Linked DNA regions of Homo sapiens: regions 2 and 3 are each linked to region 1. The links are chromatin loops, found by intact Hi-C in ENCODE. Cell type or tissue: A673. All regions are shown on one strand. Each heading gives the region's core, and the rest is flanking DNA. Links, peaks and the distances in the headings are about the cores only.

Region 1 (10,518 bases), core at 1,682-9,681:
CTACAAAGGAGTCCCAGGGTATCACATAAGTGAGGAAATACTCCTTCCCTGTCTCATAGTGCCAAGCAGTATTTAGTAATTGTCCCAGACATTGGACTAAATACATTTAAGTAGAAATGGCCTATGTTCTTTAGTAGTGTGCTGGTACTTTCTATAAGGACAAAATTAATACAGAGGTCTAAGAAATGACTCAATACCCAGAAGGAAAAAATGTCAATGCTTGCAACATAATTTGGCATTTAGGGATAGTGAATAAAGTCTGGTCATTGAAAGGGAAAAGGTAAATTGCATCTACTTAACCAAGGAAAATTTATTGATAAAGATATAATTATGACTATTGGAAGAAAATGTGTAAGTACTGAGCAATTAGAACAAAGAAGAGAAAATGAAATACTCTGGTGATTAGCAAGGGGTGGAGTACATGGTAGGGACTCAATAAATGTTCACTGAAAAATGAAAGTAGTGACCTAGGAAAGGGGATGGGGTTCCTAAGTCTAGAAAGTCATGAAACATGGGGAAGGAAATTCAGACACAGAGAAAGGCTTGGGTTGCAGAGCTTAAGTCCTAGAATGTTTAAGTAACTGTTTTAAAAAAGGGGATTTGATCATTTGATACAGAAACTAGAGGTCAGCCCCCAAAATATCTACCTTCTTCAAGGTCCCTAAACCCTAGAAAAGAGGGTCTAAATGCTGAAGGCAGTCCCCAGCTAAGATGTGTCAAAATAGAGAAGACCCATTATTACATCAGACTGCTAAAGAGAAAAACGGCTTGTTAGTAATGACTAACTCCGACCACCTAGAAAATAGAAGGGATGAAAATCAATCATCCCCATTTAAAAAGTTAATATGAAATAGTGGAGAGTAGAAGAAGAAACAAACAGGAACTCCCCAAAATCTCCCAGCTAAGCTTCAGGGTCTGCTGTGATACATCAACATTTTTATCACTGAAGGAAGACAGGTCAAAACACACACACGAGAGCTTCCCTCACTTGTCCCTCCACCTCCCCTTTCAAACAGTCACACAGGCACATCCACCTCTTAACCAGCAGCTATGTGTCAGTCTGGCAATTTCCAGAAATCACTAACCATTGATAGATCTTTGACTCTGGGCAAACTGGTTTCTCCTCTTTTCCCCCTCATTCACTAAGCTAGGAAAATGCTGTTTATCCATTCTAAGTATTTGTAAATGAAGCTTACAAAATATCAGATTAGAATGCACCATCAAGATGTTCTAAAGCATGGGTATCAGGAGTGTGCCATTACTCAATGCTTACAGTTTGCAGCCTTTAATTTCAATTGTCACCATAATATAGGTATAATTGACCTACATGCACACACACACATATATATCAACAAATACTGACCCTGTGCTGACTACTCTGTGCGGAATGCTCTGAACATTTATCTGTGTCCTTTACATGTGACCTATGGTCCAGGATCTGCTGATATTCTAAAGGACCGGGCCCTTTCCAGGTTTTATATCACCCCAGGCCTGACAAGGAAAACAGGGAGTTGAAGAGGGAGAAAGGGTAATAAACCCTATGGCTACATCTTCCTCCTCCCTCCACCCTGTCACCCTCTATGATAGGCATCTCACCAACATTCATGACATCAGACACCTCCCTAACCAAGCCCCCATGTGGCCCTTCCTCAGATTCCAGGATGAAATGCTCAGAGTGACCCAATTTCAGCTTCTTTCAGAAAAGCAGATAAATCATGCTTCAGTCTTTGGTATGCCAGAAACTCACCACTGGGGCGGATGCATATTTTATCTGTAGTAAGCTACAGAAAGGTTCAGACCTGGCAGGGCACAGTGGCTTACACCTGTAATCCCAGCACATTGGGAGGCCAAGGCAGGCAGATCACTTGAGCTTAGGAGTTTGAGACCAGCCTGGGCAACATGGTGAAACCCCGTCTCTATAAAAATACAAAAATTAGCCTTGTGTGGTGGCACCTGCCTGTAGTCCCAGCTACGTGGGAGGATCACTTGAGCCCAGGAGGTCAAGGCTGCAGTGAGCCAAGATGGTGCCACTGTACTCCAGCCTGGGTGACAGAGTGAGACACTCCCTCAAAAAAAAAAAAAAAAAAGAGAGAGAGAGAGAGAAAGAAAGAAAAAAAAGAAAAAAAGAGAAAGGTTCAACCTGACCTTGCAGGCAGCAGAATTAAGAAAAGGCTGTGAAACTTGTCAGAGCCCCTGGTAAGGCAAGAAGCAAAGAGGCCCTGCTTAGAAGTAATGGGTAGCATCTATGAAAAGGGAGGCAGGCAAGCCAAACTCTGGAGCTGGGGAAGAAATAAAGATGTGACAATCCCAAACTAATCCTCCTGCAGAGGATCACGCTAATAGAAGAACCTCCGCCCACACCTCAGTGTCCCCACCCGAGTAACTCCAGGTCTGGCTCCTCCAGCTCTGCATTCCTCTCAGACCCAAACCCAGATGGATCCCTGACCTGGAGGCTCTGGCCTACACCAGTAATTCAACAGAGGGCAGTTCTGCATCCTACGACAGCAGGGTAACATGAGTTCTTGGCATTCTAAAGTGGAGCTCCTCATTTGTTTTCCCACTGGAAACACCATTGTACACAGTGGGCAACCTACACAGCATCGGCAGCACAATGCAATAATTAAGATGAATTATGGCTTACATAGAATTTTATGGGGCGCTTGTATGGAAAATGTGATCTGAGTATCAAAATACCTATTTAAAATGAATTTCCGGAATGAAATCTTCCAAAGTTTTGAAAATACCTCTGTAATTCAACACCTCACAAATTTTTCCTTTTGAAAACAAAAAGCGTCTTCAAACTCAACCCTGGGCTACATGAAAAAATAACCCCCAAAAGAATTTACTGCAGAAGTCTCAACCCTATATCAGCTATGAAAGAATGCTTCCCTCATGGCTTCTCTCTATATAGTGAACAAAGTGTTTAAGAGGGCAGGATATAAAAAGAATCCTTTTCGAAAAAGGGCTAGTATTTTACTCCACTCAAATTGAGCCATACGTCTTACTAGTATTCAGCCCACTTTTAATTTTTCAGTCTCTCAGTACTAAAGTAGATAGCAAAGTACACATTTTGAAACTAACTTTTATTAATAGAGTTTAAATTCACAATAAACCTCAAGAAAATTACTAAGACCTCTCGCTGTACTAGAAATTTGTGGCACAATATATCATTCCAATAAGTGGATCATGAAGGTGTGAAAAAATGCTGATCTTAAGAATTTTTATCATACTAGTACTTGATGTATAAAATCTGACCCATATATCCCACAGTACACATTGCCATTGAGATGGGAAGTTGTGATCCACCAAGGGATAGAAAACCTGTATTTCCCTGTCATTGATTCCAGAATTTACAAGGAACTCAAAGAATTCAACAACAAAAAATAATGACAGCCCCATTAAAAAGTGGGCAAAGGACATCAATAGACATTTTTCAAAAGAAGACATAAAAATGGCCAACAAGCATTTGAAAAAATGCTCAATGTCACTAATCATCACAGAAATGCAAATTAAAACCACAGTGAGATATCAGCTTACACCAGTCAGAATGGCTGTTCTGAAAAAGTCAAAAAACAACAGATGTTAGCAAGGATGCAGAGAAAGGGCAATACCAATACACTGTGGGTGGGAATGTACATTAGTACAGTCTCCATGGAAAACAGCATGCAGATTCCTCAAAGACTGAAAATAGAATTTTCATTCTATCCAACAATTTCATTACTGGATATCAAAAGAAAACAAATCATTATACCAAAAAGACACCTGCACTTGTATTTTTATCACAGCACTATTCACAACAGCAAAGATATGGAATCAACCTAAGTGTCCATCAATGGATAACTGGAAAAAGAAAATGTGTGTATAAAGACATACACACACACACACACACACACACTTTGTGGGTATGTGTATATAGATGTAGATATACACATACATATAAACACACACAGTAAAATACTATTCAGTCATAAAAATGAAATCATGTCTTTTGCAGCAATGTGGATGGGACTGGAGGCCATTATCCTAACAAATAACTCAGAAATGTAAAGTCAAATGGCACAAGTTCTTACATATTAGTGAGAGCTAAATAATGCGTACACATGAGAGAGGGTAGAATGACAGACACTGGAGACTCGGAAAGGCGGAAGGGTGGGAGCAGGAAGAGGTATGAGAAATTACATCATGGGGACAATTTACATTATTCAAGTTATGGTTACACTAAAAGCCTGGACTTCACCATGACACAATACATCCATGTAACAAAATTGCACTTGTATCCCTTAAATTTACACAAATTAAGAAAAAAAGAAAACCTGTATTTCTGGTATAGGGTGAATGTGGTGGCAAGAGACACCAATGAATCATAAATCTTACCTTAGCTTATTAAACAACACTAGTGTGCCACTTGGTGATGTCACCTTGGTGCCTTCTTACATATTTGCTTCCCAGATTTGATATCCCTTAGGAGGTAACACGTGAGAGAGCACATTTTCCTCATGTGCTTCCGGTTTTGTCTTCAGAGTCTCTTGTTACTGGGAACCATGCAAGTGCCTGGGTTGATTCATGGCTGAACCAAAGAAGCTCAAGTTTCAATGCCTCATAACTCTGAGGATGAATTGCAGTAACGCTTCATGCTTGGGGCGATGCAGGCAAACCATGTGCAGGTTGTAGCTATTAAGAAATTCAAGAGCATGACTGCTCAAGGGCAGTCACCCAACAAGGTCATAATATTCAGACATCCTTCTGCCGGCACCACACCTGCTCCCAATCAGTCATCAGGAGTCTAAAAATCACAAGTTTCATGGAAACTATCACAGAACCACACTGGGAATAAACCAGGATTTGCATCAAGAAGAATACTGGCCCATGTGTGGGCACACAGGCGTGCCCACTCACCCAAAGTGAAAGAGAGCCACATCCATCAAAAGAATACAACTCTTATTTTTGCCTTTTTAATGCTTTGCCTTGAAAACGTACTTACAATTATCAATACAATGTAAGTCAAAGAGACCAGGCCATTTTCTCTGCAGCCCTTTCAATATTCCTACAGAGACCTAAATTCACTATACTTCTTGCGTTCACAAGGGTTCTAAAAGCACTACATTTTTTCATGTACCAAATATTAACAATACCAATTGATATGATCAATCATCCAAAATGCTATTTCAAAACAATCATCGTTACTGTTTTGGTCATAGTGGAGAATATAGCTAGTTGCCAGCCTCTAAAGCATATCTCAAGGCACTGCAACTCAAGTGGAAAGTGTAACAAAAACATGTGCTGGCCAGTTAAGCTGGTATTTAAATGCAACACTAAAAATGCATTTCACACCCAACTTCATCAATCACCAACCAATCCTACTTTGCATCTTGGCTACCAAAAGAAAATGAGATTTGTTTCCCTGAAGAAATATGTCACTGCTCTGCTTGAATTATTAAGCTTTACTATTACAGGGAGAAACAGAGTCAAAAAAAAAAAAAAAAAAAAAAAAGAAGAAAAGAAAAGAAAAAAGGAACAAAATTAGACCCAGGTTGCCATCTACAGACTGATAGAAGCATTGCACATTCATACAGCATTTGGTAACTGAATCAGTAAATATCAGATATTTTTAAAAAATAACGAAAAAATATGTGACTACAATTTTAATTATTAAAAAATCAAGATAACCTATGAAGTCTCTTTTTTTCTAATTCAAATGAAAATACTATATAGGTAAAGAACACTAGATCAAACATTTGCACAAGTTAACATATGCTAGAAAATAATCATAGCTATTCACCCTAACCCTAAAATTTATCACTTTGAAATAAAACTAAATAGCTTATTTAATATCAAATTTAAAATACATTGTAAGTAGAAAAAGCCATGTAAATTTTATCTCTAAAACCAAATTTTTGCATTTTTTTACATTATTATGAGTTCTTACACCCTTCACTTTCATTTTGCTTCAAATTCTTATTGCTTTTACCTTTATGAGGAATAAGAGCCCTCTTGAAACATGAGTATTCAAAAGCACGTACTTGGTTCTAATTACTAAAATATATGACATTAAAGTAAAAAGCAACTTCAATAATAAATGAATATGAAGGCTGAATTAAAGAGAGAAATGGAGAGGGACTTTTGATATTATAATCTGGAAAATTTCTGTAGTCAAAGACATCTGCAGGGAGATCCCATTAAGAACCAAATTGCTCAATTTTCAGTAGTATGGACTTAAGCTAATATGCTTAAAGTTATCAAGTGATGGTTTAATCTAGTGAACTGCACAAAATCCTTTTTCATTTTTCCTGGAAAAAAATTGTCTTTGGAAGCCAAGATTCATTTTCCAGGTTATATGTTCTTTCTATCCAAATGAAAAGATACAAAATGCTTCTAGATCAGTGGTACAAGCCAGTTAGTGAAGGAAAAAAAAATTCATTCCCTAAAACCTTCCTTTAAAAGACACCAGCAGCGTTTCCTGTAACAATGAGATCCAGCAATTTAAAACCTATAATCTGCACATTATAAAACCACATTGGAAAATATAGACTTAAAATGGGCTACTGTCTAAAACAACTGCAAAATTCTCTAAAGAAAAAAATAAAAGAACAGGAAGGCTTATACCTTTTCTTTTCAAAATACTATTTGCTTCAATAATAAACACTTTTTTTTATCTTCATGCCCACCAACACAAATGTTGTTAAAAACTACTGTGAATTTCTACAAAAGCAAAAATGCCAATAATTCAATTTTTTTTTTTTTTTTTTTTTTAGGCAGGGTCTAATTCTGTCACCCAGGCTGGAGTGCAGTGACACGATCATGGCTCACTGCAGCCTCAGCCGCCTGGGCTCAAGTGTTCCTCCCACCTTAGCCTCTCAAGTAGCTAGGACTACAGGTGCATGCCACTGTGCCCCACTAATTTTTTTTATTTGTTTTGTAGAAACGGGTTTTGGCTATGTTGCCCAGGCTGGTCTCAAACTCAAGCAATCCGACTACCCACCTTGGCCTCTCAAAGTGCTGGGATCACAAGCGTGAGCCACTGTACCAGCCAATAATTCAACTTTTTAATGAAGGTTACTTTCCTATGAACAAGGGATATGTTAATACAGCCTCTTGTGTTCTCAAGTTTTTACAAATGAGATAACCTGAAAAGATGATCATTCTCTTTCTTCCAGGTGACAACTACTTAATTTAAAGACTTTTTAAAAATATACTGGAAGTAAGGATTGGGATTTTCATAGGCTAACAAGAACCTCACAGAAAAGAAGCAAATAACATCTTATAAAAGGCTTTTAACAAAAAAAAAAAAATGAAAAGTTTAAGGTGGATCCTGTTTCATGATGGGTATTAAAGTATTACAGAATTAACTATTTTTAAACTTCCATCATTCATTCACTCAACATAATTATTAAGTGCCTCAGACCTGTGCCAGTTGTTGGAAATAAGAAAAAACTAGTAGGACATAGCCCAAGGCTTTGGGGGCCTCACAATCTAGTATCTATTAATTTTTTAAAGCCTCTCTTATTTTTAGTGTTCAAGGTAGGGTATGTTCTTAGGGCTAATTTCTTTTCTTTGATTCTTGTCACACAATAGGCACTCGGTAAATATTTGTTGACTGTATTTCACCCTAGCCTCCTTGTTTGCTACTCACGGGAAAGGACTGTACAAATTTCAAGATAATCAAAACTTTAAAAAGAAATCTTCATAAGAACCCACATTTTTCAGATAGATAATAGAGCTAAAGAAAAAAAAAAAGTTAAATGAGCTGCCCAAGGTCAATGGCAGAGCTGGGACGAGAATCTAGGACTCCTGACTTCCAGCTAGTCTCGATCATTTAGGTCTTTGATGATTTAGACCCCTCCACTTCTCTGTGCAACTGGTTCACCCATTTCGCCTGTTCTTTTAACCTAGCCTCACGTGTCTTTGTTCTGACTCTTTAATCATTTGTGCAGCTTCCTCTAAACTCTCACAGGAGTTCAAACTGTCTCCTCAGCTGTGAAGCTCATATTAGCTCTAATTCTAATGTAACTCTTCATATCGACTTTGAAATAAGCTGGAGCTCCCAGGTGGAAGGTAAGGCTTTGCCCATTAATCTGAAACCTGATCCCATCAGTCCTCTTCCTGGAACCCCTCACAGTCCCACGGGTGGGGTGTGGTGGGGTGGGGTGTGTGAGGGGATCTCAGGGCAAGAGGAGCAGGAGTCATTCCACTGGTCTGCTTCCCAGCCAGCCATTCCCACCCCAGCGTCACTCCACTCTGAGAACACACTGGGAATAAAACCAAAAGTCGCCCCTCTTACAAAACCCTAACATCAAAGTTAACAATTTTCATTACATACTTCCTTAGTCTACCACACTTTTATCTCATACCAGTGAAATCTTGGACTAATGCAATTTTTTATTTTTATTTTATACCATCTCTCACCTGCTAGTGCAAGATGAAACTACATCTAATTTTGCTGAATAGGTTATTGTTTACTGATAAAATGTTATGTCTATTTAGTGTTCTCTTGGTTATCAGTATAATTAACAAAATGACTTTTCAGTAAAGATGATCTTTGACTAATAAATCATAATGAATGTGGGCAAGGGTTACAGACACACAAATAAGAGACCAATATCATAGTAGTTGTAGGTAAAAATATTAATCAAGCAATATCAGTGGGAGCAGAGGATGAAAAAAACATACTTTTAAAATAAGACTACCACAAAATATATTTGATCTCAAAATAAGTGTCCTCATGGCACAACATCTAATTACAAATAAAAACCAAGCATAAAAACAGCAGCATCTCTCATATACAAATACAATTTTCTTTGAAAACTCTCATATATGAAAATAAGGAATATCTTCTGTGGGCCCAGAGAAACAATGGATCTATTTAAGAATTAAAATTGTATCACAGCCTTAAGATAATAATAACACACTTACCACTATTTGGAATGGTTTCTTGTGAATTCTTTAATTTTACATTTTGTTTCAATTTCGTCAGTTTTTCTGAATTCACGTCTTCTTTTTTCCCTTTCCTCTTCAGGGGCTGAGGAGATGAGTTGTCACTGGATCCAACTGTTGACTTAGAGTGGCGATCATTTCCCTAAATGGCAAAGTATTAGACCCTTATTATTAGCTAATGAACTCTCAAAAACATTCCCAGTAAATACATGTCATTAACTACTGGTAAGCAGGGCAGGGGCAGGGAGGTGTATTGTCCTGGTTCTGCAACTGTCTATCTTTATACATTAACTCCAAATGTATCTTCCTGGAGGCAAAAGGGTCTAGGAGAGGAAGGAGGATAAAAATAATAGCTAACAATCATTGGGTTCTTAATATGTACCAGGTATTCTATAAAATTGTATTCACTCAATCCTCATGCTAGCCCTAGTTACTAGCTCACTAGCCTCATGCTAGTGAGATAGACACTACTATTACCACGTCACTGTAGAGATCAGCAAGTGGGGTTTAGAGGATAAATCTTGTGTAAGATCCTGTAGCCAGTCAGGGGCAGAGCAGCTGCCTCCAAAACCACTGTAAATCCACTGCCTTAACAATCCTCTCACTCCTGCACCTTTCTGCAGAACCAGCCAGTGTCTATTGGATGAGAAATGGTGACTTCCCCTACAGTGATCAATTAATCTACAAATACCTTCGTAACAAGTTGTCGCTATGGGTGTATAGATGTCATCCTACAAGCAGCCATACACTCTGCTTGTAGAAATTCTCCAATATTAACGAGTCTGTTGGTGACCACCATGGTCTCTAAGAATCGCAAATCCAGAGCCACACACAGACTCAAGAGGCTCACGACCACATGTCCCCACTTGTTCCTGAGGGAGCTGCGCAGCTGCTTGCCCCTACTCCCACAAGGCAGCCTGGGTGATCACACCTTCCATGGTTATCTCTGGTCCCCATGTGTCTCTCACAATGAAGACCCTGTGGCTGCCAAAAGTGGGCTCCTCCACACAAAAGGGAGGTTGAGTTTCGGTGGCTTTTATCACTGGCCCAGTACAGCTCCTGGGGAGCCACATAGCAGCCACTACATTGGGGGCTACTGCAAGGAACAGCTGTGCTGATACTGAGCCACTGCTACAGCAAGAAACTCCCTCTTGCCAGGCATGGTAGCTCCAGCCTGTAGTCCCAGCTACCTAGGAGGCAGAGGTGGGAGGATCATTTGAGGTCAGGAGTTTGAGGCCAGCCTAAGCATAGTCCCAGCTACCTAGGGGGCAAAGGTGGGAGGATCACTGGAGGTCAGGAGTTTGAGGCCAGACTAAGCAACATAGCAGGACCCTCCATCTCTAAAATTAACAATTAAAAAAATCAGCCTGGCGTGCTGGTACATGCCTGTAGCCCCAGCTACTCAAGAGGCTGACACAGGAGGATCACTTGAACCCATGAGTTTGAGATTGCAGTGTGCTGTGATCACACCACTGTACTCCAGCCTGGGCAACAAAGTGAGACCCCATCTCTAACAAAAAGAAAAAAGAGAAAAAGAACAAGAAACTCCCTTACTAAGGCAGCCTTGGCTCTCAGATGCTCAGGTGC
Region 2 (10,518 bases), core at 1,241-9,240, 210 kb before region 1:
ACCCACGCTTGAAAAGTCATATAGATACAAACACACGGCACAAGAAATAAAAAACTATACCTTATGAAAGTCCTCAGCCAAACCATAAGCATAGAAAGAAGACATTTAATACCAAGTATACTATGAAAAAGAGCCAATGCACAGCTTTCAGAACTTTAATTATTGCCTGTGTCAGGAAAAAATAACTGTTTCCAGCACACTGTGTACCTACTAAAGATTCTAGATGAAATCAGATATATAGGCATTTCTCTGGTAGTTAAAAGAGGTTAGTAACCAAGTACTATGTAATGACATTAATTAAATCCCAATTTCAATCTGTACTAAAACACTGTTCTCCTGAAGCTGTAAATAATGAGAATTGTTCTAGATAGATTTAGTGCACTACACTCCAAGGAAAAACAGAAGTTTGGGCATGTAGTGAGATGCATTGTAAATTAGCTCTTTCAGGAAAAAGAAAAAAGGGAAAAACAAAATAAAGTATTATTAACATCACTAAAATTCACAGATGACAGTACTAATTGCAGTGGATCTCTCATTCATAAATATTTATTAAGCCCTTACTATTTGTATAATGTGGAAACATACAATGCCCAAAGGCCTCAAAGACCTCAGAATCCAATTAAAGAAAAAAACACATATATTCAAAAAAGCCATTGTCATGATTATCTACATAGAAAACTTCAAGAAATCTACAAAATAAAAAACTCCAGAACTAATAAGTGAATTTAGCAAGGTCACAAGATATAAGATTCATGCACAAAGCAATTGCATTTCTATACTTATTACAGCCATGGAGAAATCAAAATTTAAAAACACAATATCATTTAAAGTCTCTTCAAAGAAGATGAAATACTCAGGTATAAACCTAACAAGACAAACACAGGATATGTTTGAAGAAAATTACAAAATGCTGATGAAAGAAGTCAAAGAACGCCTACATAAATGGAACACATACTGTTCGTCGATTGGAAGATTCAACACAGTACTGATGTCAATTTTTCCTAAATTGATCTGCAATTAATGCCATTTCTATCTAAATTCTAGTAAGATCTTTTGTAGATACAGACAAGCTTATTCTGAAATATACACGGGAAGACATAGGCCCTAGAAGAGCTAAAAGAATCTTGAGAAAGAATAAAGCAGGAGGTATCACTTCACCTGATGTGAAGACTTAATATATGGCTACAGTAATCAAGAGAGTTCATATTGGCAAAAGGATACACACACAAATCAATGGAATAGAGAACCCAGAATAAGACCCACGCATATACGAATTACTCTTCTAGGAATCAGTCTCATCCTGTATTTTGGAACTTTCACTTTTTAGAAGTCTTTCCTTATTGTTCATTTTAAATTCCTGATTTTATAAGATAATGCTTTTACTTCATATTCCAATCTCAATAGAAATCTTAAAAGCTGATTCTTCTACTGTGATATCCCTACTTTGCTTTGAATGTTTTCACTATAATGGGGCCTTATCTAGTTCAACCTCCTCTTCTGAAAGAAAAGAAACCAGAACGTTGACAGGCAATGGGACTTTCCTGAGACCACACAGCTGGACAGAGAAACTGACAGCAGGTCAGAAATGACTGACTGACTGACTGACTGGTGGGTGAAATGGAAGGATTCTAACTTAGAGAGAAACCACTCATATCACATTTGAGTCACTGGTGTACAGAGGGGAATTCTTTTTTTACTTATTATTTTAATTGACACATAATAATTATGTGTCAATTAAATCCCATACACATTTATGGGATGCAGTGTGATATTCTGATACACGTATATAGTGTGTAATGATCAAATCAGGGTCATTAGCATATCCAGCAGCTCAAATATTTGTCATTTCTTCACATTGGAAACATTCAAAATCCTCTCTTCTAGCTATTTGAACATATACAATAAATTATTGCTAACTATAGTCATCCTACTGTGCTGTCACACTAAAACAGTCCTCTTATCTGTGATTTTGTAACTATTAACCAAACCCTCTCTCTGTACTCTCCCTTTACTCCCCTTCCTGGCCTCTAGTAACCACTATTCTACTCCTTACTTCTAAGAGATCAACATTTTTAGCTTCCACATATGAATGAAAACATGTGGTATTTATTTTTCTGTGCCTAACTCATTTAACAACATAATGTCCTCCAGGCTCATCTGTGTTGTTGCAAATGGCAGAATTTTATTCTTTTTAATAGCTGAATAGTATTCCTTCATGTATCTATACCACATTTTCTTTTTCCATTCATCTATTGATAGATACAGGTTGATTCTCTATCTTAACTATTGTGAATAGTGCCATAGTAAACATGGGAGGGCAGATGCTCTTCAACATAACTGATTTTATTTTCTTTGGATATATACCTAGCAGTGGGGTTGCTAAATCATATGGTAGTTCTACTTCTAGTTTTTTTTGAGGAACCTCCATACTGTTTTCCATAATGGCTGTACTAATTTATGTTCCCACTCACAGTATATAAAACTTCCTCTTTCAGAGAGGAGACTTTTGAGCCATGTTGAGGTGGTCTTAAGATTTTAGAAAAGTTGACAAAAGACACCAGAGAGGCTCTCCAAATGAAAAGCCATTCAATGTTGCTGAAAGGAAGAAAAGGACAATATTGGGTTGGGATGGTTACATAGATTTCTGGAGGAATGGTTTTTTTTTTAAACTACATGTAGTGAAAAAGACTTCATCAATATTAAATGCCAAATGAATTGCATAAGACCTATAAAGTAAAAAAAGTCAGAAGGACTGAACCCCAGAACCAACTATGGCTGGCAAAAAAAAAAAAAAAAAAAAAAGCAATAACAATACTTTTTCTTTTTTTCTTTTTTTATTTATTTTTCATTTTACTTTAAGTTCTGGGATACGAGTGCAGAACATGCAGGTTTGTTACACAGGTATACATGTGCCATGGTGGTTTGCTGGGCCTATCAGCCCATCTAGGTTTTAAGCCCCACATGCGTTAGGTATATGTCCTAATGTTCTCCCTCTCCTTGACTCCCACCCACCAACAGGCCCCGGTGTGTGATGTTCCCCTCCCTGTGTCCATGTGTTCTCATTATTCAACTTCCACTTATGAGGGAAAACATGCAGTGTTTTTCTGTTCCTGTGTTAGTTTGCTGAGAATGATGGCTTCCAGCTGCATCCATGTCCCTACAGAGGACATTAACTTATTCTTTTTTATGGCTGCATAGTGTTCCATGGTGTGTATGTGCCACATTTTCTTTATCCAGTCTATCATTGATGGGCATTTGGGTTGGTTCCAAGTCTTTGCTGTTGTAAATAGTGCTGCAGTAAACATACATGTGCATGTGTCTTTATACTAGAAAGATTTATAATCCTTTGGGTATATACCGAGTAATGGGATTGCCGGGTCAAATGGTATTTCTGGTTCTAGATCCTTGAGGAATTGCCACACTGTCTTCCACAATGGTTGAACTAATTTACACTCCCACCAACAGTGTAAAAGCGTTCTTATTTATCCACATCCTCTCCAGCATCTGTTGTTTCCTGACTTTTTAATAATCGCCATTCTAACTGGCACGAGATGGTATCTCATTGTAGTTTTGATTTGCATTTCTCTTTTTAAAAAAAAAAGCAATAACAATACTTTTTAAAATAAGACATACCTAATAAAAGAAATGGTTTTTTTGAATTATGGGAAAAAAGAATGATAGTTTTATCCATTTCTAAATGCAGATGGTTTTATATTAATTTGACTAGAGGAAGCAAAATCAGCTAGGGCTTCATTTCTGTAGTCTCTGTTGGAGAAATCCATCTTTAGTCTTAAAAGGATAGACAAATATTTTACCAGAAAATAGGACCCAATATGCGCCCATTCTTTCACCCATTCATCCAAAAAAAAAAGATAGGCTCATACAACACACTAGGTACTTGGCAGAGTTAGGAAAGTGACATGAATATGGCATAGAAGATAAAAAATGTGCCAAGGATCTAAAGTTGAACAAAATCAAGTGGCATCTGTTTCCTCAAGAAGGTCAGTTATTTAGCATAAGAGACACATTAATTCAATTGTCAGTCAAACAAATGTAAAATTATATTTGTCATGTGTTGCGAAGAAGTATGTGGTGCTATGACAGCATAGATTAGGGAGATTTGATTTAGGGGAGCAAAGGAATGTGAGAAAGTGGTTGGGAAAGACCCCCTTGGAGAGGGATGGTTGAGCTGAGACCTGGAATGAGAAGGAGTTAAATTAGGATACAAGCATGGCAGAGAAGAACCTGCCTGGCAGACAGAATTATGAGTGCAGGAGCCTCGTGACAGTGTGAGCAAGGTGTGCCCAAGTACTGAAGGAAGGCCATCATGGCTGGGCACACAGATGAAGGCAGTGAGATATAACTGCAAAGGTAGGCAAGATCGTTTAGGCAGGGCTTTCTAAGCCATGATCAAGATTTAACTCTTTTCCAGGAACAAAGAGAATTTATCGAAGGAATAGCAGAGTCAGATTTGTATCTCAAAAGACCAATATGCCTACCTGGCATAGGCTTGGGATACCCAGTGAGGAAGTTTTCATTAGTCCAGGTGAGACAGCTGTACCTTAAACTGGTGCAGGAGAGTGGACCTAACAAGAAGGGGAAAATGTGAAGGTATTTTTAGGAAGCATAATCCATTGAACTTTTTGATGAATTGGATATGAGAGAAGAAGGTGTGTGACTATTTTCTATGGTTCCGGTTTGCAGAAGTGACCAGATGGTGGTGCCCTTTACCAAGCTAAGATACAGCAAAGATGACCACAGTTAGGGTTGAAAACCATGAGTTCAAGAAAATCATGAATTATGTTTGAGACAACCAAGTGGAGTTGTCAAATTGGCAGTTGGATATGTAATTCTGGCATCCAGAAGCAAGGTTTCAATCAAGGAAGAGATTCTAAGAAAGATTTTGCTGATGATAAGATGTTAATATACACATATGTATATATTCTATACTGGAGACAATTGCATATGTTGTTTTTTCTGTATCCTCAAGTGCAAAAAGAAATTACAAGTATAATCATGTATCTATTGTTTTTTGTATTATAGAAATCAGGCATTAAAGGCCAGGCGCGGTGGCTCACGCCTGTAATCCCAACACTTTGGGAGGCCAAGGTGGGCAGATCACGAGGTCAAGAGATCGAGATCATTTTGGCCAACATGGTGAAACCCCGTCTCTACTAAAAATACAAAAATTAGCCAGGTGTGGTGGCGCGACTGTAGTCCCAGCTTCTCAGGAGGTTGAGGCACGAGAATCACTTGAACTGGGGAGGCAGAGTTTGCAGTGAGCAGAAATTGAGCCACTGCACTCCAGCCTGGCAACAGAGCAAGACTCTGCCTAAAAAAAGAAAAAGAAAAAAAGAAAGAAGTCAGGCATTAAAAAAATAAGTACTAAAAGAACGAGAATGGAGAAATATTTTGAAGGGAAAAAGGCTGATCCCACAAACATATGCTGGTGAGGTCAACATTAATCACCAAAAGACTCTAGAACAGATGTGGAATAGTATGATTTGTGAGCTCTTCAAAAAGGAAAACATAATTACTGGGCCAAAATTCAGTTAAACTCATTCTATCCCTTTTTTAAAGAATTATTATTAAAATGTGGTAGACTTAGGATCTAGACTTCAGCCAGGCATTTGATAAACACTCTCAAAATGCTGTTATGAAAAATATAATAAGCTAGATGATAACATTGTTAGGTGGGTTGACAGCTGGCTCCAAAAAACATGTTTATAGTCCAAGAGGAAGAAAGTAATGGTGATCTGTAGCATTTGTCTATAGTCCTGTCCTTTTTAGCAACACCTGGAGACATTTTTTGTTGTCATGGCTGAGAGTGGGGTTTGAGGGGTGGTAGGAAGGGCAGTACTACTGACATCTACTGGGTAAAAGCCAGAGATCCTGATAAACAGTCCACAGTGCAGAGGACAGGCCACTACTTTGTCCCTCACTGACCAAGAAAGAATTATTCAATTCAAATGTCATTAAGGCCACTGCTGAGGAAACATATTCTAAGTGTTTAAGTGAAGAGATTAGAATAAAGGGTCAAATATAGCATAAATTAATAAAGATAATTATAATATCCTATATTTACTTCCCTCCAGTTACCAACTGTGTAGTAATGGGCAAGAAGCTAGAGGACCTCACTTCTGGTCACTTCCTTCCACTACAGTAAGTGCTGGAAACAATCTTCTTGCTCCAGCTATTCATTCTAAGAATGCAAACTCGTTCTCAGAGACTCACTTACCTTCTTTAAGCTTCTGTTTCTTTCTTTGTGTAAAAAGGAGATTGAACACGATGATATTTATGGAAGGCTGAAAATGGCTCCCCAAAAGATACTCACATTCTAATTTCCGGAATCTTATTTGGAAAAAGAGTCATTGCAGATGTGATTGTGATGAATATTGGTGTAGATATCACCCTAGATCATCTGTATGAGTCTTAAATGTCATCTCACATATCCTATTAAGAGAGAGGCAGAGAGCAATTACACACAGGGAGAAGAGAAGGCAATGTAAACATACAGGCAGAGATTGGAGTGACTTGCTCTCACAAGTCAAAGAATGCTAACAGCCACCAGAAGCAAGAAACAGATTCTCCCCTGGAACCTCTGGAAGGATCACAGTTATGTCGATGCCCTGCTTTCAGCCCAGTAATATTAAATTCAGACTTCTGGCCTTCAGAACTGTGAGGAAAAACATTTATGTTATTTTAACCCTCCAAGTCTGTGGTAATTTGTTGTAGCAGCCATAGAAGACTAACACAGATTTTGGTGCCAGAAGTGGGATGTTGCTATAACAAATACCTAAAAATAAGGAAATGGCTTTGGAATTAGATACTGCATAGTAACTGGAAGCATTCTGAGGCATGTAGTAAGCTGAAGAAAATGGGCTTCCAAAGATATATTCACTTTCAAATTTTTAGGACATGCAAATATTACCTTATATGAAAATCACTGTGATTAAATTAAATATCTGGAAAGGAGGTGTTATTTAGGATTACCTGGGTGGATTGTAAATGCAATCACATGTATCCTTATAAGAGACAGACAGAGTTTTAGGTCAGACAAACACACAAGAAAGCAATGTAAGGACAGAATAGAGAGACAGATAGCACCAGCCAAGTTTACAGCCCCTAGAAGCTGGAAGAGGCAAACAATAAATTCTACACTGGAGCTTCTGGAGGGAGTGTGGCCCTGCCTACCACCTTGATTTTTGATTTCGGACACATGGAACTGTGAAAGAATAAATTTCTGTTGTTTTAAGTTACCAAATTTATAGTAGTTTTTAGTACAGCCACAGGAAACTAACACTGATTTTGGTACAAGGAGTGAGATGCTGCTACAACAAACACCTAGAAGTGTGGAAGTGGCTTTGGGACTGAATAACGGGTGAAGACTGGAAAATTCTTGAGTTGCATGATAGCCAAAGCCTAGATTGCCTTGAACAGACTATTGGTAGAAATACAGATAGAGATATTCCTGGTGAGGGCTCAGAAGGAAATAAGCACAGTATAGAAAGCATTTATCATCTTAGAAAATACATGTGTTATCATAAACAAAGTGTTTGTGAAAATATGAATTTAAAGGTGATTCTGATGAGGGCTCAGAAAGAATGAGAAATATATCCTTGGAAATGGGAAGGGGGTGATCCTTGTTCTATAGGGGCACACATTTGGCTGTATTGTGTCCTACAGTTATGTAGAAAGCAGAACACGTAGGTGATGAACTTCTCTATTTAGCAGATTAGATTTCCAAAGTGTTAAAGGTGTGGCTTGATATTTTTTTCTTGCTGCCTATAGCAAAATTCAAGAGAAAAGAGATAAATCAAGGACCTGTTATTCAAAACAGAGTCAGGATTCAGTGATTTGGGAAATTCTCAGTCTATCCAGATTGCAAAGGATGCAAAAATTAGTAGATTGGCTGTTAGGAAAGCATGCTCTGGCGATAAGGCCAAGGGTGAGAGTGGACAACACGTAATAAAGAGATTCAGCAAGTGATTCATACATCTACTCAACCATCTCAGCAGAAGTCAAGAATAGAGATAGAATTATCCAGGAAAGATCTGCAGGAAACCCTCTGGTCTAATAGTGGGAATCCACATGGCATATATGGGAGAAGGTTTTGGAAATGTTACACCAGCAGAAGCACTGTTAGCATGAACTGAAGGAGACAGAGACAAGATAAACTGAAAGAAGGTTATCAGACTCCCAGAATTTTACAGGCAGGAAATAAGCAGATAAAACCACTGCAAACATGTGCTCTCAGTTAATAAAAAGGAATGATTTCCCCCAAGGACAGAGCTAGACCTGGAGCTTCAGAGCCAGAGGCCAGAGCCACAGGCACAAAGGCAGAGGATGGAGCCGTGGTCCTACAGGGCAGAGCCTCAAGTCGCAGAGGATTGTTCTCATGCCTTATTTTGAATTATCTTGGGATGGTGGTCCCTTTATTCCTTCTATTTTCTCCATTTTGGAATGGAAATATCTGTAACTGTTATCCTATACCTGTCTCATCTTCATATTTTGGAAGCAGATAACTTATTTTCTAATTTCACAGGTAGGTCCACAAACGGAGAGGAAATTTTTCCTGGAATCTTGAGAAACTTACCCTAAATTATCCAGGTGGCCTCTAAATGCAATTATGTGTATCCTTATAAGAGAGAGGCAGAGGAAGATTGGGGACAGACCCACACACACAGAGGTGAAAGCCATGTGAAGATGCAGCAGAAAGAGATGCAGCCACAAGCCAGGAAACGCCAACAGCCACCAGAAGCTAGAAGAGGCCAGGAACAGGTTCTCCTCTAGAGCCTAGAGAGGGAGTACATCCCTGAGATTGTTGGCCTCCAGAACTGTAATGGAATAAGTTTCTATTCTTTTAAGTCACTGAGTTTGTGTTAGTTTGTTACAGCAGCTACAGGAAACTAATATGGTATTCTACAATTCTAAAAATAAATTCAGGAGCTGTGATGTAATGACAGCAGGCACATAAATAACCTAGGTCTTCAAGTGATGGCAAATTCAGAGTAATATGGCTGTAACACGTACAATGTCACCTTAGAACTTCCTTAATAGAAGATGAGAGTACAGAATAAGGAAGCCAGTGTCCTGTTTTTCTCTACAGTGTTCAGACAATATTATGCCCAGCTCTCTGTACTACAGCTTTAAAAGGCATTGACATATTGAAATATGTTTAAAGAAAGGAAGGTATCACAAGGAGAGTGAAATCATGCATATGACAAAGAATTGAAGAAAAGAAGTAGAGGTGTCTAGTGCTTATTCTGAAAAATGTCCTTGAAGCACAGAATATGGCAGCTGCCCTCAAACTACTCAGAAACCTGTCTTGTGGAAGAGGGAAAAGATGATCTCATTCTCTTTGGCTCTAAGATCAGGACCTAAATTTAAGGAGAAGTTATAGGGAGGCCAATTTAGACTCCAAAGCCTCAAATTTTGATTGATCTGCTTCAGTGGTGCTAGATTGTCCGGAATCTGAGGGATCCACAAGCTGAAATGATTGCCTACTGGGGGATATTGTCTGAAAGATTCATGCATAAGTTGGACGAGGATGCCCCAGGGATCCATTCAAATATGATTCTGTAATTCTACTGTTATTGGTAGGAGAGGAGTAGGTCAAGTTTCTATCCCACAACATTTGAAGATGTGTTCCTTTATTGCTTAGCCTCCTCTTTTCCAGAACCACAACCCCTCCCCAAAAAAATACACAGCTTCTTTTACCCTTACTGCTAGTGTTATTATCCAACATTAAAGCACTCTTGACTTTCTGTGAACCGTGAAAATTCTTCATGACTTCCCCTGTTGCAGTCTAGTATAAAAAACAAGCCCTGAATCTAGGCTTGACTAATTATAAGCAGAACTACATAATGGCAGCCTACATTCTATTCCTACTGAAGTATCCACTGACACAAACCCACACTCCCTTTTCTAAAATCATGAACTGCTCAACCTATCCGTCTTTCCTAAGTATTTTTGAACTTCATTTTGTAAGGCTTGCTGATCCTCTCCATATGAATAAGATAAAGTTGGCAGGAATTGAACTTAGTCCTATTTGTTTCTAACCTCTAATTAAATGCTAATCCTACCCTCCAGAAAGTGGTGTCCTCAGCCAACTTACAGTGTACTTTCTCTTCCCTTTCTCATGTTCTCTAACCAACTAGATAAACAAGACAGGACCCGGGGGAGAACTCCAAACCCTCCTCTTTGGCTGTGCTTATCAAAGAGGAAAGCAACGTGGAATTCAAAGAATCAATTATTTGAGAGCTGCAATATCAAACTACTATTTTTTTCTAACATTGTAACTGCTTCTGAAATTGCAGAGTGGTCCTTATCTCCTCTCAAAGGCATGCTTTCAAAGGCATGCGTTTAAAAGCATGACCAGCCAGGCATGGTGGCTCACACCTGTAATCCCAACACTTCGGAAGGTGGATGTGGGCAGACCCCTTGAGCCCAGGAGTTCAAGACCAGCCAGGGAAACATGGCAAAACTCTGTCTCTATAATAAATACAAAAAAAAGCA
Region 3 (10,518 bases), core at 1,572-9,571, 70 kb before region 1:
AGAAAAACTAACAAACAGAAAGGAATAACATCAACACCAACAAAAAGGACATCCACACAAAAACCCCATCAGAAGGTCAGCAACATCAAAGACCAAAGGTAGATAAATCCACAAAGATGACAATAAACCAGTAAAAAAGGCTGAAAATTCCAAAAACCAGAAAGCCTTTTCTCCTCCAAAGGATCACAACTCCTCACCAGCAAGGGAACAAAACTGGATGGAGAATGAGTTTGATGAATTGACAGAAGCAGGCTTCAGAAGGTGGGTAATAACAAACTCCTCCAAGCTAAAGGAGCATGTTCTAACCCAATGCAAGGAAGCTAATAAGCTTGAAAAAAGGTTAGAGGAATTGCTAACTAGAATAGCCAGTTTGGATAAGAACATAAATGACCTGATGGAGCTGAAAAACACAGCAAAAGAACTTCGTGAAACATACGCAAGTATCAATAGCTGAAATGATCAAGTGGAAGAAAGGATATCAGAGATTGAAGGTCAACTTACTGAAATAAAGCGTGAAGACAAGATTAGAGAAAAAATAATGAAAAGGAACAAAGCCTCCAGAAAATATGGGACTATGTGAAAAGACCAAACCTACAACTGATTGGAGTCCCTAAAAGTGATAGGGAGAATGAAACCAAGTTAGAAAACACTCTTCAGGATGTTATCCAGCAGAACCTCCCCAAACTAGCAAGGCAAGCCAACATTCAAATTCAGGAAATACAGAGAACACCACAAAGATGATCCTCAAAAAGAGTAACCCCAAGACACATAATTGTCAGATTCACCAAGGTTGAAATGAAGGAAAAAATGTTAAGGGCAGCCAGAGAGAAAGGTGGGGTGATCCACAACGGGAAGTCCATCAGACCAGCAGTGAATCTCTCTGCAGAAACCCTACAAGCCAGAAGAGTGGGGGCCAATATTCAACATTCTTAAAGAAAAGAATTTTCAACCCAGATTTTCATATCCAGGCAAACTAAGCTTCATAAGCGAAGGAGAAATAAAATCCTTTACAGGCGAGTAAATCCTGAGAGACTTTTGTCACCACCAAGCCTGCCTTACAAGAGGTCCTGAAGGAAGCACTAAATATGGGAAAGAAAAACCAGTACCAGCCACTGAAAAACATACCAAATTGTAAAGACCATCGACACTAAGAAGAAACTAACGGGCAAAATAACCAGCTAGCATCATAATGACAGGATAAAATTCACACATAACAATATTAACCTTAAATGTAAACGGGCTAAACGCCCCAATTAAAAGACACAGACTGCCAATTGGATAAAGAGTCAAGACCCATCGGTGTGCTGTATTCAGGAGACTCATCTCATGTGCAAAGACACACATAGGCTCAAAATAAAGGGATGGAGGAATATTTACCAAGCAAATGGAAAGAAAAAAAGAAAAAAAAAAACCAGGGGTTGCAATCCTAGTCTCTGATAAAATAGACTTTAAGCCAACAAAGAACAAAAAAGACAAAGAAGGCCATTACATAATTGTAAAGGGATCAATTCAACAAGAACAGCTATCCTAAATATATATGAACCCAATACAGGAGCACCAAGATTCATAAAGCAAGTTTTTAGGGACCCACAAAAAGACTTAGACTCCCACACAAAATTAGTGGGAGACTTTAACACCCCGCTATCAATATAAGACAGATCAACGAGACAGAACATTAACAAGGATATTCAGGACTTGAACTCAGCTCAACCAAGCAGACCTAATAGACATCAACAGAATCCACCACCCCAAATCAACAGAATATACATTCTTCTCAGCACCACATCACACTTATTCTAAAATTGACCACTTAATTGGAAGTAAAACACTCCTCAGCAAATGCAAAATAATGGAAATCATAATCAACAGTCTCTCACACCATAGTACAATCAAATTAGAACTCAGAATTAAGGAACTCATGAAAAACCACACAAGTACATGGAAACTGAACAACCTGCTCCTGAATGACTACTGGTACATAACGAAATGAAGGCAGAAATAAATAAGCAATTTGAAACCAATGAGAACAAACACACAATGTACCAGAATCTCTGAGACACAGCTAAAGCAGTGTTTAGAGGGAAATTTGTAGCACTAAATGCCCACAGGAGAAAGCAGAAAAGATCTAAAATCTATATCCTAACATCACAATTAAAAGAACTAGAGAAGCAAGAGCAAACAGATTCAAAAGCTAGCAGAAGACAAGAAATAACTAAGATCCAAGCAGAACTGAAGTAGATAGAGACACGAAAAACCCTTCAAAAAATCAATGCATCCAGGAGCTGGTTTTTTGAAAAGATTAACAAAATAGACCACTAGCCAGACTAATAAGAGAGAAGAATCAAATAGATGCAATAAAAATAGATAAAGGGGAGATCACCACTGATCCCACAGAAATACAAATTACCATCAGAGAATACTATGAACACCTCTATGCAAATAAACTAGAAAATCTAGAAGAAATGGATAAATTCATGGACACATACACCCTCCCAAGACTAAACCAGGAAGCCAAATCCCTGAATAGACCGATGATAAATTCTGAAATTGAGGCAGTAATAGCCTGCCAGCCAAAAAAAAAGCCCAGAACCAGGCAGATTCACAGCTGAATTCTACCAGACATATAAAAAGGAGCTGGTACCATTCCTTCTGAAGCTATTCCAAACAATAGAAAAAGAAGGACTCCTCCCTAATTCATTTTATGAGGCCAGCATCATCCTGATACCAAAACCTGGCAGAGACACAACAGAAGAACATTTCAGGCCAATATACCTGATGAATATTGACACCAAAATCCTCAATAAAATACTGGCAAACCGAATCCAGAAGCACATCAAAAAGCTTATCAGCCACGATCAAGTCGGCTTCATCCCTGGGATGGAAGCCTGGTTCAACATACACAAATCAATAAACGTAATCCATCACATAAACAGAACCAATGACAAAAACCACATGATTATCTCAATAGATGCAGAAAAGGCCTTTGATAAAATTCAACACTCTTTCATGCTAAAAATTCTCAATAAATAAGGTATTGATGGAATATATCTCAAAATAGTAAGAGCTATTTATGACAAACCCACAGCCAATATCATACTGAATGGGCAAAAGCTGGAAGCATTCCCTTTGAAAACTGGCACAGATCAAGGATGCCATCTCTAATCACTCCTATTTAACATAGTATTAGAAGTTCTGGCCAGGGCAATCAGGCAAGAGAAAGAAAGGGTATTCAAATAGAAATAGGAAGAGAGGAAGTCAAATTGTCTGTCTTTGTGGATGACATGATTGTATATCTAGAAAACTCCAAGATCTCAGCCCAAAATCTCCTTAAGCTGATAAGTAACTTCAGCAAAGTCTCAGGATACAAAATCAGTGTGCAAAAATCACAAGCATTCCTATACACCAGTAATAGACAAACAGAGAGCCAAATCATGAGTGAACTCCCATTCACAATTGCTACAAAGAGAATAAAATACCTAGGAATACAACTTACAAGAGATGTGAAGGCCCTCTTCAAGGGGAAGGACAAACCACTGCCCAAGCAAATAAGAGAGGACACAAACAAATGGAAAAACATTCCATTCTTGTGGATAGGAAGAATTGATATTGTGAAAATGGCCATACTGCCCAAAGTAAGGTATAGATTCAATGCTATCCCCATCAAGCTACCATTGACTTTCTTCACAAAATTGGAAAAAACTACTTTAAAGTTCATATGGGACCAAAAAAGAGCCCATATAGCCAAGACAATTCTAAGCAAAAGGAACAAAGCTGGAGGCATCATGCTACCTGACTTCAAACTATACTACAAGGCTACAGTAACCAAAACAGCATGATGCTGGTACCAAAACAGATATATAGACCAACTGAGCAGCACAGAGTTCTCAGAAATAACATCGCACATCTACAACCATCTGATCTTTGACAAACCTGACAAAAACAAGCAATGGGGAAAGGATTCCCTATGTAATAAATGGCGTTGGGAAAACTGGCTAGCCACATGCAGAAAACTGGAACTGGACCCCTTTCTTACATCTTATAGAAAAATTAACTTAAGATGGATTAAAGACTTAAATGTAAGACCTAAAACCATAAAAACCCTAGAAGAAAACCTAGGCAATACCATTCAGGACATAGGCATGGGAAAAGACTTCATATGAATAAAACACCAAAAGCAATGGCAACAAAAGCCGAAATTGACAAATGGGATCTAATTAAACTGAAGAGCTTCTGCACAGCAAAAGAAACTATCATCAGAGTGAACAGGCAACCTACAGAATGGGAGAAGATTTTTGCAATCTATTCATCTGACAGGGCTAATATTCAGAATCTACAAGGAACTTAAAAAAATTTACAAGAAAAAAAACAAACAAACCCATCAAAAAGTGGGCAAAGGATATGAGCAGACACTTCTCAAAAGAAGACACTTATGCAGCCAACAAACATAAGAAAAAACGCTCATCATCACTGGTCATTAGAAAAATGTAAATCAAAACTACAATGCGATACCATCTCATGCCACTTAGAATGGCAATCATTAATAAGTCAGGAGGCAACAGATGCTGGAGAGGATGTGGAGAAATAGCAACACTTTTACACTGTTGGTGGGAGTGTAAATTAGTTCAACATTGTGGAAGACAATGTGGCGATACCTCAAGGATCTAGAGCCAGAAATACCCTTTGACCCAGCAATCTCATTACTGGGTATATACCTGAAGGATAGTAAACCAATCTACTATAAAGACACATGCACACTTATGTGTACTGCAGCGCTATTCACAATAGCAAAGACTTGGAACCAACCCAAATGCCCATCAATGATAGACTGGATAAAGAAAATATGGAACATATACACCACGGAATACTATGCAGCCATAAAAAAGGATGTGTTCGTGTCTTTTGCAGGGACATGAATGAAGCTGGAAACCATCATTCTCAGCAAACTAACACAGGAACAGAAAACCAAACACTACACATTCTCACTCATAAGTGGGAGCTGAACAATGAAAACACATGGACACAGAGAGGTGAACATCATACACTGGGGCCTGTCAGGGTTTGGGGAGCTAGGGGAGGGACAGCATTAGGAGAAATGCCTAATGTAAATGATGGGTTGATGAGTGCAGCAAACCACCATGGCACCTCTGTAACAAACCTGCACGTTCTGCACATGTATGCCAGAACTTAAAGTATAATTTTTTAAAAATGCTTTTCTAAGTGGGTAAGTACTTTTATTCCAGATGAAAATCCCAAACCAATACTCTTTTTTATATCAAACTTTATCACTTTATCTCATACCTAATCCCATCCCATCTTGCTCTTCAATGCTCTTTATTAAGGAAATACCATTTGCTGTTATTTAAAAAGACTTGGTCTAAATGGCTATTCTTCACAGGAATACTAGGAGAAAGAATGGTGTTTTGTTATGTTTTTAAGGTTGATCAGCCACATAGTACCTTAGAGGGTTTAATTCATACAGGTATAGGAACAATTTGTAGGAGATAACACAAAACTTGGAAAAAAAACACTATAATTGTCTTACACATATTTTTTAAGGCATGGAGATTACCTGATCGACTGGAACCTCAACCTGAGTATCTTCATCTTCTTGGACTTCTGCTGCCCCCCGTGTTTCAGACCTCTCTGCTCCAGCTTTGAAAATGCCTTCATCTATTGAGACAAACACACAGTGAAAATCAAAATCCAATTGTGACATCGTGTGGCTGAATGCTGGAATTACAATCAAATGCTTATTTTTAATAGACATTTGGATTCCCTTTTTAGTTGATAGTATTTTTGTGCACCCCCTCCTCCGACCACCACACCACCCCCAGTTGTTCCACATTTTCATTGAGAAAACATTCAGTGGTCAAAACAAGGCTGACCCAGCAGGGTAAAGTTCTGTCGAAGCTCCTGTTCACCCTTTGGCTACTGATTTACTAACATAGCCCTTTGTACAGGCATTGAGATGAGAAGAAATTCACAAGTATCATCCCAGTTCTCCCCTCCTATTCACAAAACAGTGAAAATGCTTGCTGCTTTAAAATACTACTTTTAGAAATTTACCTTTCCCAAGAGAATGCTATGCATTCAATATAACGTATTGGAATAATTCTCTCTATTCAGAGTATTATAAAAAATGTTTTTACTGCAGCCAAATCATAGAGTTGACTTTCCATATCTCACCAAAAAATCAGTATCATTTATTCTGCAGATCTCCACAAGATTTTCACAACCTATGACTTTAAATCCTTAACTATCAAATGTAAACTCAATCTCTGACTTTAGGTTAAGCTCCTTCAACTTGCTTTCCTCTGGAAAGCAATAATAGCTGTTTTTCATATTTGAAGTAGTTTTAATGTCTCCCCTCAGCCTTCTCTTCTTCAGGCCAAGTAATCAAAGAATTGCAGAACCATTTGTCATTCTGTCCATCTACTTGCCTCAAGACAGGTTTAGTGCTTTGGCCATTCTCACAGATGTTTTCTCTGTCCAATTTTTAAGGCTCTCCAGGGATGGCGATTTTACCTCCTTCTCTGGTAATCTATTACAATATTTGATTACCCCTACAGTCTAGAAAATATATTTTTATCTTTTGCCTTAAAACCCCCTTTATTTCTCTAATGGAAGCTTATTTCCCAGAGCATAATTATTTAACCTATTTTATCTAATAATCTTTCGTATTGCTAAAGCTATGAAGTCACTCTTAATTAAATGTAAAATATATTTTTACACTTGTTGAGGACCAATTATATGCAAGGCAGGATGTGAACCCAGGAGACAGCCTAAGATATGAATGAAATGTGGACTGTTCTCTCAAGTTGCTTCCAGTCCAATGAGGAGACAGAGATAAACATACTTCCAATAAGGTGAATGATGAGGAAGGGCAATAGCAGAGTATTATGGAAGCTGAAAATATACAGCCCAGTGAGGAAGGAATGAAGGAAAGAAGGAAGGAAGGAAACAGGAAGGGAGGAAAAGAGTGAAGAAAAATAGGTATGTTTGACATTCATTTCTACCTTCTGAAATTACCTTGAAAAACAACCATCATAGTCAGATGCTAAACTCAGTAGACTACAGTTATGACCTATGCACATGACTTTTTGGATGACATTTTGTGTCCAAATGTTGCACTTGCTTACTAAGAGACTACAAAGGCAGGCCTATAGATACAAAAGGAATACAGTCTTAATACTCACATTCAATGAAATGTTTAACTGTATCCAAGCGGAGCTACGAATGGTTTGCAGATGTGTTTTAGAATAAGCATTTTACCAGAAAAGAAGAATACAATCGATAACAACAAATAAAATAAAATTGAAAGGGCACTGGAATGGAAAATGACAACCATAAGGATATAAACAGCAAAGAGACAAATCAGCAAAGCTCAACGCTGTGCACAGTGACACAAAGAGAATATAAATACTTTTTTTAAATGGTTGCCTCAGGTGTGGAGGGAGGATGTGTTTATCAGTGAACCAAAATGTTTAAGCCATTGCCATTAACAGCACAGAGCAAGAAATGAAGATCAGAAAGGAATTCATAAGAATAAACAGTGATCAAAAAAAGGCAGAACAGCTAGAAAGGCCTTTGTGATAGGCCTACTAGAATTTTCATTTTTACCATAAACATTATATAAAATTAAAGGCAGAATATTAATTTTTCGAGAAAACTATTTTAAATAGTATTTTTGATTATAAATTGTTTATATGCATTTTAGAAAACTTGGAAGGTGAAAAAATAAATATGTTTAATCTCATGACCCAGAGACAGCCATCACTAATATTTTGACAATTCTTTCCTTCCCTCCCTCACTCCATCTATCTTTCTCTCTCTCTCTCTCTCTCTCTCTCTCTCTCAGACACACACACACACACAGACACATGCACTCGTAAAACTGGGATCTTATTGTACATATAATTTTTAAAATCATTTCTTTAAAACCATATCATGAGCATTTCTCATGTCACTAAATGTTACTTGAAAACATAATAAATAGCTGCATGTTGCAGTACCATGCTTTAATTAATGGACAATAATGAATAGTGCAAAATAGGAATTTTTAATGAATAGATACTATTCATCTGATTGATGGGTAAATATGCACTAAGATCTACTGCATAATAGTCACTCTGGAAAATATGAAAGCGCTGCTGGTGAGGGTTTTGTATCCCATGGAGACCATCACAGAGACATGCGATGTTTACTCTTCCACATTCATACCCTGTAGCTCCTTTCCTATCTTAGGAGTTTGTTTTCCAAGAATAAGCATGGTGCACTGCAAAGAGTAAGTCCTCAGTTAATATTTATTAGATGTAAGACAAAAGACAAGCCCCGGTTTAATCTCTTTCTCACACGTTGATTCCCCTCCTGCTGTATACACCCCCTACACCCACGTGTCCTCACCCACCCTGCTCAGTATTAAATTCTCTCTTCCAAAATTATCTCATGGGCATCCTGATTTTGATACAATTAATTCAAAAGAATCCTTGGCCTCTTCTTTGAATGCTTCTTCTACTTCATTTTAAAGGAAATCTAACCAACCCTGTATGTCACCATCTGAGTAACTTCAACACCATGTGATGAGCCACTCTACACCCTTAAATACCCTGACTCTTCAACTCCATTGACATCCCCTCAATTTCACCTTGATTTCGATCATTTTCATCAAATGGAGCGATTTCAGTCACAGCCCATGTGCAGTTAGGACCAAAGAACCTGCAGGTCACGGACCCGCTATGCTTTTTCATGTCTCACCCTATGCCTTCCATGTCTAGTTTGCCACTTCTACCCTGTCCCTGGGTGGTGGCCCAACAGCAGACTTACTCATGGCTCAAATCTTACTCAGCTGTCAATGTTTCATGAAAATCTCCTCTGATCTTATCCTGTAACCCCACAACAAAACAGAACCAACAGCTCCCTCCTCTGTGCTACTTTTTTTTTTTTTTTTTTTTTTTTTGAGATGGAGTCTCACTCTGTTGCCCAGGCTGGAGTGCAGTGGCGCAATCTCCGCTCACCGCAAGCTCCGCCTCCCAGGTTCACACCATTCTCCTGCCTCAGCCTCCCAAGTAGCTGGGATTACAGGCATGTGCCACCACACCTGGCTAATTTTGTATTTTTAGTAGAGACAAGCGTTTCTCCATGGTGGTTAGGCTGGTCTCGAACTCCAACCTCAGGTGATCCACCCTCCTCAGCCTCCCAAAGTGCTGGGATTACAGGCATGAGCCACTGTGCTCAGCCCCTCTGCACTACTTTTTCCTCCCACATACTGCGTTTATTCATGATCACACTTACTTTAATCAATTTCTTTTACCAATTCTGCCCCCTTCCCTGCTAGACCACAAGCTCCTTTAGGCATAGACCACAATTTTTGTCCTGTGCCTAGCACAATGTCAGCCTCCTAACAGGTTTTGACATGTTCTTTAAACTGAACTAACAATACAAAGCATTATATAAACACCAAATTTTTGGCATTGTCTGCAAGTATTATTTGTAATACAATCTGTATTCATATACACTTCATCCAGGGCCAAGATCCGTGGGCCAATGTGAGTGTTCAAAAGTAAATTAGGCCTTAAATTAGAAAATTAAAATCATTTGATGCCAAAGAATTGCCAACAAGGCCAAAATACAATGGAAAAGAATCCGAATGATATAATAAGAATATGTTTCCCCTCTGTCGATGCCATCGTAAAAAGCAACTGAAGACACATTTCATGGACAAAGTCAAAGATAAAACATTGAAAATTTAAAACACCTGCTTGCAAGTATAGATTCCATGAGAAATTTCCAAAAGTATTACCCTTTTTATCAAGGGCAACATTATTTGAGCACTTCAAAACCTTACCATATTCCCTTTATTACTACTAATTTAAACTTGCACAGTAAATTTGTGGATTTAGACCATGACAGCGTTATTATGTGCCATGGTTGTCTAGTTATTGCTACAGCAACATCAGCTATTCTACCACGACTCATGAAGGGTGAGTGACAACTAGGGCTGAGGTGTTTTGTCCCCAATGAGACACAGAAGCAGTTTTAGTGTCACTTGGGATTTTCATAAAAACAGGAACTTAGTGTTACTACATACTAATGTCAACAGGTAAGTGATCCTTTTTGCCACACACTGCCCACCTGTGAACTTTTTAGTGTGCCAATAATAGTTCTGCACACATTCAGGAGTTCTGAGTCCCCTTTTACTGAGCATTAGTATAATTTTCAACTGCTCATGAAACGTCTTGAGTTTTAGCAATTTTGCTTCCTCTAAAACTAATTGGGCACAGCAAGTATAATAACAGAATGCCTGTGTATCATATAAAAGTAACTCTTCTCTAGGTAGTAAAAGTGAGCTCTTGGGAAAAGTAATAATGGGATGGCGCATCATCTCAGAATGCAGAGCACCTGGTGCTTAGCTGTCTAGAGTCACGGTCTCATCCTCACCCCCACACTTTCCCCAGCTCTTTCTAATCTATCTTCTATAACAGCACCCCAGAGAGATTATTCTTGTCAAAATTATCAATG

The links. Peaks named below come from ENCODE experiments on the same cell type or tissue, not always from the same donor. Only the 100,000 strongest peaks of a DNase experiment are listed, where the experiment ranks them.
Region 2: it touches region 1 in a loop (13-fold over the local background); 17 of 110 quality-filtered maps call a loop at or near these places.
Region 3: a loop joins it to region 1, with 2.7 times the contacts of the local background. A loop is called at or near these places in 6 of 110 quality-filtered maps.

What each region holds. Positions count from the first base shown.
Region 1 is chr6:24,269,139-24,279,656 of GRCh38, forward strand. DCDC2 (doublecortin domain containing 2) reads right to left here. Exons shown (of 10, transcript NM_016356.5): 7 at 8,911-9,073. Among named protein-coding and RNA genes, the nearest start is that of KAAG1, 83 kb to the right of the region's middle. In A673, for the core only: a CTCF peak has its summit at 5,548; a DNase peak (open chromatin) is centred at 5,523; H3K27ac peaks cover 2,209 bases.
Region 2 is chr6:24,059,585-24,070,102 of GRCh38, forward strand. No RefSeq gene overlaps it. Among named protein-coding and RNA genes, the nearest start is that of NRSN1, 61 kb to the right of the region's middle. RefSeq lists an enhancer at 1,433-1,642. In A673, for the core only: a CTCF peak has its summit at 4,713 (motif pointing right); a DNase peak (open chromatin) is centred at 4,747.
Region 3 is chr6:24,199,433-24,209,950 of GRCh38, forward strand. DCDC2 (doublecortin domain containing 2) reads right to left here. Exons shown (of 10, transcript NM_016356.5): 8 at 5,570-5,670. Among named protein-coding and RNA genes, the nearest start is that of NRSN1, 78 kb to the left of the region's middle. In A673, for the core only: CTCF peaks have their summits at 5,728 and 5,929; a DNase peak (open chromatin) is centred at 5,689.